Regions from separate parts of the Homo sapiens genome. Here region 1 is linked to region 2. Evidence: chromatin contacts called from ENCODE Hi-C or POLR2A ChIA-PET data. All regions are on one chromosome and are shown on one strand. Each heading gives the region's core, a stretch centred on a gene start or an enhancer-like site at or near the end of the contact. The rest is flanking DNA. Distances are from core to core; before and after follow the strand shown.

Region 1 (5,992 bases), core at 3,272-5,771, 190 kb after region 2:
AGCAGATTTGGTATCTGGTGAGGGCCCATTCCTCATAGATGGTGGAAGGGGCAAGCATGCTCCCTCTGGCCTCTTTTATAAGAGCACTAATCCCATTTATGAGAGTGGAGCCTAATCACCTTCCAAAAGCCCCACCTCTTAATACTATTGCATTGGCTATCAGTTTTTAACACACACACACACACACACACACACATATATATATATATATATATATTTTTTTTTTTTTTTTTGAGATGGAGTCTCGCACTGTCGCCCAGCCTGGAGTGCAGTGGTGCAATCTTGGCTCACTGCAAGCTCTGCCTCCCAGGTTCATGCCATTCTCCTGCATCAGCCTCCCAAGTAGCTGGGACTACAGGCACCCGCCACCACACCCGGCTACTTTTTTTGTATTTTTAGTAGAAACGAGGTTTCACCATGTTAGCCAGGATGGTCTCGATCTCCTGACCTTGTGATCCGCCCGCCTCGGCCTCCCAAAGTGCTGGGATTACAGGCATGAGCCGCCGCACCTGGCCTAACATACAAATTTTGAGAGGATCCAAACATTCATACCACAAAGCATTTGTCTACATAGAAAATCTTAAAGAATTGTCAAAAAGAAACTTCTGGAACTAATAAGCAATTATATAAAGGTTGCCAGATACAAGGTTAATATACAAAAGTCAATAGCTTTCCTTTATACCAGCAATGAGCAGGTGAATTTGAAATTAAGAACACAATACCATTTACATTAGCACTCAAAAAAAAGAAATACTTTGATATAAATATAGCAAAATATGTACAAGATAGATATAATGAAAACCATAAAACTGATGAAAGAAATAAAAAACTAAATAAATGAAAAGATATGGCTGGTCACGGTGGCTCATGCCTGTAATCCCAACACGCTGGGAGGCCGAGGTGGGTGGATCACAAGGTCAGGAGTTTGAGACCAGCCAGACCAACATGGTAAAACCCCGTCTCCACTAAAAATATAAAAATTAACCAGGTGTGGTGGCGTGTGCCTGTAATCCCAGCTACTCAGGAGGCTGAGGCAGGAGAATCACCTGAACCCAAGAGGTGGAGGTTGCAGTGAGCCGAGATGGTACCATTGCACTCCAGCCTGGGCAATAGAGTGAGACTGTCTCAAAAAAAAAAAAAAGAAAAGAAAAGATATTCCATGTTTATGGATAGGAAAGCTTGATATTGCCAAGATGTCTATTCTTTCCAATTTCATCTATGGATTCCATGCAATCTAAATCAAAATGTCAGCAAGTTATTTTGTGGATATCAAGAAACATTCTGAACTTTATATGGAGAGGCCAAAGACCCAGAATAGCAACATAACACTGAAGGAGAAGAACAAAGTTGGAGGCCTGAAGTTAGCTGACTTAAAACGTATTTAAAAGCTATAGTAATCAAGACCATGTGGTATTGGTGAAATAGACAAATAGATAATGGAACAGAATAGAGAGCCCTGAAATAGACCCACATAAACAGTCAACTGATCTTTGACAAAAAAGCAAAGGGAATACAATGTTATGGTTTGCTTGGTCTCCTGCCAAGTCTCATGTTGAAAGCCAAGTCTCGTGTTGAAGTTTGATCCCTGATGTTGGAGTTGGGGCCTAGTGCGAGGTGTTTGGGTCATGGGAGTAGATCCCTCCTCAAAAACCTGCTGCTGTTCTTGAGGTAGTGAATGAGTTCTTGTTCTATTCATTCCTCGAGAGCTGATTGTTTAAAAAAGCTTGACACCTTCCTCCTCTCTCTCTCTTCCTTCCCCTCTTGCCATGTGATACCTGCTCCCCTTTGCCTTCTACCCTGAGTGGAAGCAGCCTGAGGCCCTCCCCAGATGCAGATGCTGGCACCATGCTTACTGTATAGCCTGCAGACTGCAGAACCATGAGCCAAATAAACTTCTTTTCTTTATAAATTACCCTGCCTCGAGAATTCTTTTATAGCAATACAAATAGACTAAGACACAAAGATCCTCTTTTTTTTTTTTTTTTGAGACAGGGTCTCACTCTGTCGCCCAGGCTGGAGTGCAGTGGCACGATCTCGGCTCACTGCAAACTCCACCTCCCAGGTTCAAGCAATTCTCCCGCCTTAACCTCTCCAGTAGCTGGAATTACAGGCACCCACCACCGCGCCTGGATAATTTTTGTATTTTTAGTAGAGACAGGGTTTCACCATGTTGGCCAGGCTGGTCTTGAACTCCTGACCTCGGGTGATCTGCCCACCTCGGCCTCCCAAAGTGCTGGGATTACAGGTGTAAGCCACCATACCTGGCCCAATAAATGGTGATGGAACAACTGGACATCCATATGGAAAAGAAAAAGTGATTCTAGATACAGACCTTACACCATTTATAAAAACTAACTCAAAAAGGATCATAGATCTAATTGTAAAATGCAAAAGTATAAAACTCCTCAAAGATAACATAGGAAGAAACCTAAATGAGTTTGGTTATGACAATGACTTTGTAAATACAATAACCAAAGGCCTGACCCACGAAAGGAATAATTGATGAGCTGGACTTGATTAAAATTAAAAACTGCTGCTCTGCATGTGTGGGGCAGGGAACATATGGGAAATCTCTGCATCTTCAAATTTTTCTGTGAACCTAAAACTGCTTTTGAAAAAAAGTCTTTAATTAAAAAAAAAACTTTTAAAGAAAAAAATGAGACAAATGAGTTGACAAATTCCTGAGAAAGCAAAGTAAATCGTTTGTCAAAATAATTATTGGACAATACAAAACTAGCCCAAATCTAAAATTTATAAATTAAAATTATAATTATATAAAACAAGTTTTGGAATGGATGTAAAATTTCTTTGGGTCCAAGAATGATCTTTTTCACCAATTCCCACTATTCAGATGTTGTTGAACACATCAGCACTGTGAAAGAAAAAACAAGTTATGGGGGAAAATATCTCAGAGTAAGTGGATCTGATTTTTTTTTTTTTTTTTTTTTGAGACGGAGTCTCACTCTGTTGCCAGGTCTCCAACTCCCCGGTTCAAGCAATTCTCCTGCCTCAGCCTCCTGAGTAGTTGGGATTACAGGCATGTGCCACCATGCCCAGCTAATTTTTGTATTTTTAGTAGAGACGGGATTTCACCATGTTGGCTAGGATGGTCTCGATCTTCTGACCTCATGATCTGCCTGCCTGAGCCTCCCAAAGTGCTGGGATTACAGGCATAAGCCACCACGCCTGGCCAGATCTGACTTTTAAGGCTACAAATAAACCACAGACTGATGTCAAATAGACAGAAACATTTGAATGCTGTGAAAAGACAAATGACACCCACAAAATACAAGGAAGAGAGGCACAGTTAAGATGTATAAAAAAGAAGGTGGTGGCTGGGTGCGGTGGCTCATGCCTGTAATCCCAGCACTTTGGAAGGCCAAGGTGGATGGATCACCTGAGGTCAAGAGTTCAAGACCAGCCTGGCCAACATGCCGAAACCCCGTCTCTACAAAAATACAAAAATTAGCCAGGCATGATGGCAGGTGCCTGTAATCCAAGCTACTTGGGAGGCTGAGGCAGGAGAACTGCTTGTACCCGGGAGACGGAGGTTGCAGTGAGCCGAGATCATGCCATTGCTCTCCAGACTCAGCGACAGAGCAAGACTCTGTCTCAAAAAAAAAAAAAAAAAAAAAAAAAAAAGGTGGCTTTTGGCTTATTAAAATATTGTACTTTTTTTTACTTTTTTTTTTGAGATGGAGTTTAGCTCTTGTTGCCCAGGCTGGAGTGCAGTGGCACGATCTCAGCTCACTGCAACCTCTCCCTCCTGGGTTCAAGCAATTCTCCTGCCTCAGCCTCCCAAGTAGCTGGAATTACAGGTGCCACGACCACACCTGGCTAATCGTTTGTATTTTCAGTAGCGACAGGGTTTCCTCATGTTGGCCAGGCTGGTCTCGAACTCCTGACCTCAGGTGATCCACCCATCTCGGCCTCCCAATGGGCTGGGATTACAGGCATGAGCCACTTCAGCCAGCCTTGTATACTTTTTTATTTTATTTTATTTTGAGACAGAATCTCACTCTGTCACACAGGCTGGAGTGCAGTGGTATGATCTCGGCTCACTGCAACCTCTGCCTCCCAGGTTCAAGCAATTCTTCTACCTCAGCCCCTTGAGTAGCTGGAATTACAGGCGCGGGCCACTACACCTGGCTAATTTTTGTGTTTTTAGTAGAGACAGGGTTTCACCATGTTGGTCAAACAGGTCTCGAACTCCTGACCTCGTGATCTGCCCGCCTCGGCCTCCCAAAGTGCTGGGATTACAGGTGTGAGCCACTGCGCCTGGCCTCTTATTCACTTTTTTAAAAGAGGATTTCAAAGCATCTGGAAAACATGCCTGCTGTTGGAAACCCTGCACGGCAAATTCAGTTTGCAAGCGTCATTCAGATGTTGGTTGACGACAATACACCCGCCTCTCGGGCTGAGCGGTTGCGCCGTGTTGGGTCCTTTTTCTGTCACTCGGTGACACTCCAAGTTCTGTGCAGTCCTTGGTACAAACAAGGCATGGTTTGGAGGGAAGGGACGATGGTGTTTGCATTGCTTGGGGAACAACCCAGCTAGCATTTTCCACATACTCTGCATATACTATCCAGTTTATGACACTGGAGAATCTTGCGTCTTCTGCTGGGAATCATTGGCTCTTCCTCCCCCATATTCACAGAATCTTGCCAGTCTTCGAACAGGTGGGGGTCAGTGACTGTGAGAACAGGCACCCCAGTCCCGGCTTTGAGTCTCCGTTCTGCTCCAATCTGCCCAGGCGTCTCCTTTCACTACCAGCTGCTAAGTAATCTCCTCTCCGACAGCTCGGCCAGGGCGACTCACAGCGCCCCCTGCCCTGCAGCCAGTGATCTATCCCGCTGCTCATTCCCCGGGGATCTGCCACCTCCAGCGCCGGTGCTGCCATCTGCTCTGGCCGCAGCCCGCCAGGGGACGCAGGGCCCAGGACGGGCAATGGGGGGGTGCCGCCCTCCCCAGCCCCCTCTGCGGCAACCCCCCCCCCCGCCCCCGGCAGCCTGAATCCCACCCACCCCGGGCCGCGACACTCCCACCACCGCCCGGGTGGCACCAGGCTCGCGCCACGAGCCGGGGTTGTGAGGACTCAGCGACTCTAGCAGCGCCGCGCACTGGGAATCTTTGAACAGTGCGTTGATCTTTGTGTTTTAATTACCACTGTCGCCCTTAGACCCAACACTCTAGTTTCTATTTATTTATTTATTTTTGAGACAGAGTCTCACTCTGTCGCCCACAGTGGAGTGCAGTGGTGTGATCACGGCTCACTGCAACGTCTGCCTCCTGGGTTCAAGCGATTCTCCTGACTCAGCCTCCTGAGTAGCTGGGATTACAGGCACCTGCCACCACGCCCGGCTCATTTTTGTATTTTTAGTAGAGACAGAGTTTCGCCATGTTGGCCAGACTGATCTTGAACTCCTGACCTCGGGTGATCCGCCCGTCTCAGCCTCCCAAAGTGCTGGGATTACAGGTGTGAGCCACCACGCCCGGCCTCGTTTTTAAAAATGAGTGTTTTTAAACACTCCTATTGGGAGGCTGGGCGCAGTGGCTCACACCTGTAATCCCAGCGCTTTGGAAGGCCGAGGCAGGTAGATCGCCTGAGGTCAGGAGTTCGAGACCAGCCTGGCCAACATGGCGAAACGCCGTCTCTACTAAAAATACAAAAATTAGCCAGGTGTGGTGGTACACATCTGTAATCCCAGCTACTTGGGAGGCTGAGGCAGGAGAATCACTTGAATCTGGGAGGCAGAGGTTGCAGTGAGCTGAGTTCACACCACTGCACTCCAGCCTGGGTGACCAGAGCGAAAACCTGTTTCAAAAAAAAAAAAAAAGAATTATTATATTGGGAGTATTTTGTTGTTTTTGTTGTTGTTAATTGAAAATCCATACCAATACTGAGAAAATCTCTCATTTTTTGTGTGTTACTGGCAAAGAGAAAATGGAAGAATGGCAACTAGAAGAACAAAACTTGGACACAGATGAGTGT
Region 2 (5,464 bases), core at 519-3,018:
ACATCTTTGGGAGGGCGAGGCAGGAGGATTATTTGAGCCCAGGAGTTCTAGACCAGCCTGGCCAACATAGTGAGACCCTAACTATTTAAAAAAAAAAAAAGTCACATGCAGATTTTTTTTTTTTTTTTTTGAGACAGAGTTGCCCAAGCTGGAGTGTAGTGGGATAGTCTTGGCTCATTGCAACCTCTGCCTCCCGGGTTCAAGTGATTCTCCTGCTTCAGCTTCCCGAGTAGCTGGGATTACAGGCACACGCCACCACACCTGGCTAATTTTTGTATTTTTAGTAGAGATGGGGTATCACCATGTTGACCAGGCTGGTCTGAAACTCCTGACCTCAAGCGATCCGCCTGCCTTGGCTTCCTAAAGTGTTAGGATTACAGGTGTGAGCCACCATGCCTGGCCTAGTTGTCTATTTGTATCTTTTCCCATACAGACATTTTAGATTTTATGTAATCAAATAGATCTATATTTTTGTTGAAGGTCTCTGGATTCTCTCTTTTAATTATAAGGATTTTCCTAATTTCTGTTTTGTACATGTCTTCTGGATTTTTTTCTAAGATTTTAATTTTTTACATTGAAGCTCTGAGCCATCTGGAATTTATTTTTGCATATGGTATGAAAAAGGACTCAATTTTCTTCCAGATGGATAGCCAGTTGTGCCAGCACCATTTATTAAGCAGTCCAGAGTGTCCACCGAAATTAAGGCTATTGAGGCAGAAATAATTTGATAAAGGTTTATTGGAAGCCAAATGTGATGATCGACCCAGGAAGACACACCAACAAGGTTGGGGGTATTTCAGAGTCTGTCACAAGGTTTTTTTTAGGAAAGTTTAAAAGAAGGAAGGGGGAGCTGGGCGCAGTGGCTCATGCCTGTAATCCCAACAATTTGGGAGGCCGAGGTGGGTGGATCACCTGAGGTCAGGAGTTTGAGACCAACTTGACCAACATGGTGAAACCCTGTCGCTACTAAAAATACAAAAAAAAAAAAAAAAAAATTAGCCAGGCATGGTGGTGCATGCCTGTAATCCCAGCTACTTGGGAGGCTGAGGCAGGAAAATCGCTTGAACCCAGGAGGTGGAGGTTGCGGTGAGCCGAGATTGTGCCACAGTACCACAGCCTGGGTGTCATGAGCAAAAATATATCTCAAAAACAACAACAACAACAACAAAAAACAATGGAGGGGGACTCCTTTCCTTAGAGGGTACAACACAGAGGTTACCATCACCATCATGGGGTACAGATGACATCATACAGGATAAGAATGCCTACACACAAGACAATCAGTCGAACTTCAGACTTCAGCTCACCTTAAAAGAAATCAGTGTCCTATTTAGTGTCTGCAGGTTACACACTGATCAGTACATCAATCATTTGAGAAATTTATGATAAGATTCTTTAGTTGGAGACGCAATGTTACCATCGAGTCAAAAGACTGTTGCAGAACCCCAAAGGGTAGGTTTGAGTACCTGACACGCTGTAAGCCAAGCACTGACATGTGGGCGCTTAGGAGCAGAGAAAGGTTTATTCAATTTGGCCACGGCCTGAGGATGGGAGACCCAAACTCTCGAATCTGACCTTCCTTTGTAAGGTGGGTAGGGCGGGAGGTGAGATTCCCCCATGATCAAAGCTGTTTGCGTCCCTTCGTCAATCAAACTTCTGGACATCGCCAAGGAGGTCGCATGACCTCAGGATCTTCATTCTTCAGAAGCAAAACAAGTTCATGAATCTTGCAGGCAGCCTCCAGGGGGCAGAATGTGACGTTAATCAATTACTAGTGAATTGGTGAACACCCTCTACTTCAATGACCACATGTGGAGGAAGAAAAGAACAGAGAAGAAAATAAGTAACCAACATCTTATGGTTGTTATAGCATAGGCTGGGTTACAGCTCCCAAGGTGGATTGCTTTGGAAGCCTGCTTACTGTTGAACATGACTTGAAGGTTATCAACAGTTATTCATTCAATTACTCATGAATTTTCTGGGCAGCGGGTGGGGGATTCCCCGAACTGAGGACTCTTTCCCGTTTCGGACCATACAGGGTAATGTATAGATGTTGCCATGGCATTTGTAAAACTGTCAAGTCACTGGTGGTAGCGGTAGCGTCTTTTAGCACAAGAATTAATTTTAATTAGCATATAATGAGCGGTGAGGATGATCAGAGGTTTTGGCAGGTTTGGTCCGGGCCTCTTTACCGCATCCTGTTTTATCAGGGGGTCCTTGTGATCTGTAACTTGTGAAACCAGCCCTGCTGAACTACCTCAATATGAAAATAGTCTTAACCTTTGAGAAGAAGCCTTCGGTTCTAATTGATAGCCATATTTCCTGGTAATAATGTTGTAATCAACATCTTTGTATATTCCTTAAGCACTTAAATACTTAAAAAAGGGGGCTGTGTCAACCCTGAAGAGGATTACTGAGATTTTACTCATCTCCGTCCTGCATGATAAAAGAAAAATACATCCTGTTATTCCAGCAAATTGATGTTTTAATTAAGAGATCAAGGCCGGGCATGATGGCTCACGTCTGTAATCCCAGCACTGTGGGAGGCTGAGGCAGGTAGATCACCTCAAGTCAGGAGTTCTAGACCAGCCTGGCCAACATGGTGAAACCCCGTTTCTACTAAAAATACAAAAATTAGCTGGGCATGGTGGCGAGCGCATGTAATCCCAGCTACTCGGGAGGCTGAGGCAGGAGAATCACTTGAATCCGGGAGGCGGAGGTTGCAGTGAGCCGAGATCGCGCCACTGCACTCTAGCCTGGGTGACAGAGTGAGATGCTATCTCAAAAAAAAAAAAAAAAAAAGAGAGAGATTAAAAGTCTTAGATTTGCCTGTCTATTCCTATGCCAGTATCTGTCTGTCTATCTGTCAACGAAAAGAGTCAAACTCTATAAAATATTTGAATAGATTTATTCTGAGCCAAATATGAGTAAGCATGGCCCATGACACAGCCTTCAGGAGGTCCTGAGAACATGTGCCCAAGGTGGCTGGGGTGCAACTTGGTTTTATATATATTTAAGAAGGCATGAGACATCAATCAAATACATTCGAGACATATATTGGTTTGGTCCAGAAAGGCAGGACAATTCGAAGTCAGGGGGCTTCCAGGCTATAGGTAAATTTAAACATTTTCTGCTTGACAGTCGGTTTAGTTTGTCTAAAGACCTGGGATCAACAGAAAGAAAATGTTGAGGTTAAGATAAAAGATTGTGGCTGGGCACAGTGGCTCACACCTGTAATCCTAGCACTTTGGGAGGCCGAGGCGGATGGATCACCTGAGGTCAGGAGTTTGAGACCAGCCTGACCAATACAGCGAAACCCCATCTCTACTAAAAATATAAAAATCAGCCAGGCATGGTGGCACGCCTGTAATCCCAGCCACTCGGGAGGCTGAGGCAGGAGAATCTCTCAAACCCAGGAGGCGGGAGGTTGCAGTGAGCAGAGGTCCACTGCACTCTAGCCTGGGTGACAAAACTAGACTGTGTCTCAAAAATAAATAAAATAAAATAAAATAAAAGACTGTGAAGACCAAGTCTCTTTTGAAGTCTCATAGTGGCTGCCCTTAGAGACAAGAGATGACAAATGTTTCCTATCAGACCTTTAAAAGGTGCTAGACTGTCACCACCGGTAACACTCCAGTCTGGATGACAGCAAGTCTCCTTCTAGAAAAAACCAAAAACCAAAAAACAAAAAACCACCTCTGATCCCCAAGTTTTCCGTGAGACTGATTTGAGTAATAATAAAATTCCAGTCTCCTGCACAGCCTGCTCTGCGTGAATTACTCTTTCTCTATTGCAATTGCTGTGTCTTGATATAAATCAGCTCTGTCTAGGCAGTGGGCAAGGTGAACCCCTTCAGCGATCATATTGGAAAGTAAGTCATGAAACAGAGGGTTAAATAAAACTCATCTGATGAGAATTTATGGTTTATAGGGCATGACTCCCCAGACCCCTTAGATAGGAATTTGGGCAAGATTAAAAAAAAAAAAAAAGCAGAGCTTAGTCCTCATATCTACCTATCTATCTATCCATCCATCCATTCATCTATCCATCCATCTATCCATCATCATCTATCTGCTTCTGAGACCTGAAAGGCTAGTAAAGGTAATCAAAATATCCTTCTCTGATATATTTTGAGATGGCTGCTCCTGCAAACAGAAGCAGCCCTGCAAAGCGGTCTTCTATTATTATTATTATTTTGAGACTGAGTTTCATTCTGTCCTCCAGGCTGGAATGCAGTGGCATGATATCTGCTCACTGCAACCTCCGCCTTCTGGATTCGAGCGATTCTCCTGCCTCAGCCTCATGAGTAGCTGGGATTACAGGCACACACCACCACACCCAGCTAATTTTTTTTTTTTCTATTTTTGGTAGAGATGGAGTTTCCCCGTGTTGACCAGGCTGGTCTTGAACTCCTAACCCCAGGTGATCCGCCCACCTCGGCCTCTCAAAGTGCTGGGATTACAGATAGGCTTGAGCCACCGCGCCCGGCAAAAGCGGTCTTTTGTGGGGGAGATTTGCATCTGTAGAAAATCTGCATTGCTGCAGCCTGGTTTTCTCCCAGGCCCTCCCTTGTCCAGATCTAGGAAAGAGGAACTGAGATTCTGACACCCTAAAACTCTGAAAGAAACATTTACCATCTTTTTCCTCCGAGGACTGCTATCTGTGAGGTTTCATCTACATAACAAGACCACCTTTGCCAGCCAGGCCTCCTCTTCTCCCTTTCCCATAGCCTGTTTTGCCAGGATCCAAGCCCCAAATCTTTCTGTAACCTCAAGATGGTATATGAACTGCTACAGCTCTTTGTGGGGTTGGAGTGCTCCCTCTGTCATTCTCTCTCATGGACATGTTAATAAATTAGTATGCCTTTTCTCCTATTCATCTACTTTGTGTGGGCTAAGCTCTGATCTTTTCAGCTTGTGCAAATTCCTATCTAAGGGGTCTGAAGAGTCATGCCCTACTGTTATACCCGAGCGAGTTAGAGAAAACGCCACACTTTGAGACGAATTAAGAGTCCTTTATTTAAGCCGGTGGCCAAAGAGACAGCTAACGCTCAAAATTCTCTCGGCCCCGAGGAAGGGGCTTGATTTACTTTTATAGCTTGGTTTAGGAAGGGGAGGGGAGCTCAAATGCAATAATTCTACAGAAGTAAAAACACGCAAGAATCAAAAAACAAATGGTTACAGAGAAATAAACAATTTAAAAGACAAATGGTTACAAAAAAAGCAACGGAACCAGGTGCGGGGCTCTAAATCCTTCATAAGAGTTAGATATGGATGCTATGCCGGACACAGACTCAAGGCTTTATGTTGTTATCTTTTTGAGCAAAATCCTGGGAACTTCATACATTGTTTGTTCTAGTACCTTATCAGTTCATTGAGCTCCTTTGAAATGCTGAGGATCAGCTTACACAGGTTAACTCCTTGACGAAGGGGGTCGGGTAAGGAGCCCTTAACGTCTTGTAAAT

Evidence for each region. A loop is a pair of places that touch in the nucleus more often than their neighbours do. ChIA-PET counts read pairs that join two places held with the same protein, here RNA polymerase II (POLR2A). Pooled maps may share reads with other maps.
Region 1: a loop to region 2 is called in a map of spleen, with 6 times the contacts of the local background. The contact joins two enhancer-like sites. A Hi-C loop is called at or near these places in 5 of 168 maps with a recorded cell type or tissue (Calu3, HCT116, Right ventricle myocardium superior and 2 more), 5 of 37 single-sample maps with no recorded cell type and 19 of 50 pooled maps. POLR2A ChIA-PET finds 5 or more read pairs at or near these places in 2 of 52 experiments (OCI-LY7 and activated CD8-positive, alpha-beta T cell).

The regions. Positions count from the first base shown.
Region 1 is chr22:38,926,325-38,932,316 of GRCh38, reverse strand. LOC105373032 (a long non-coding RNA gene) reads right to left here. Exons shown (of 3, transcript XR_938256.2): 3 at 5,858-5,992. Among named protein-coding and RNA genes, the nearest start is that of APOBEC3A, 28 kb to the left of the region's middle. Within about 2 kb of position 4,521, at least 18 of the 41 ENCODE cell types and tissues checked have a DNase peak (open chromatin) inside an H3K27ac peak, as active enhancers do; they include spleen, where a contact is called at or near this core.
Region 2 is chr22:39,114,360-39,119,823 of GRCh38, reverse strand. No RefSeq gene overlaps it. Among named protein-coding and RNA genes, the nearest start is that of APOBEC3H, 20 kb to the right of the region's middle. RefSeq lists enhancers at 1,824-1,973, 1,984-2,083, 4,882-5,464. Within about 2 kb of position 1,768, at least 7 of the 41 ENCODE cell types and tissues checked have a DNase peak (open chromatin) inside an H3K27ac peak, as active enhancers do; they include spleen, where a contact is called at or near this core.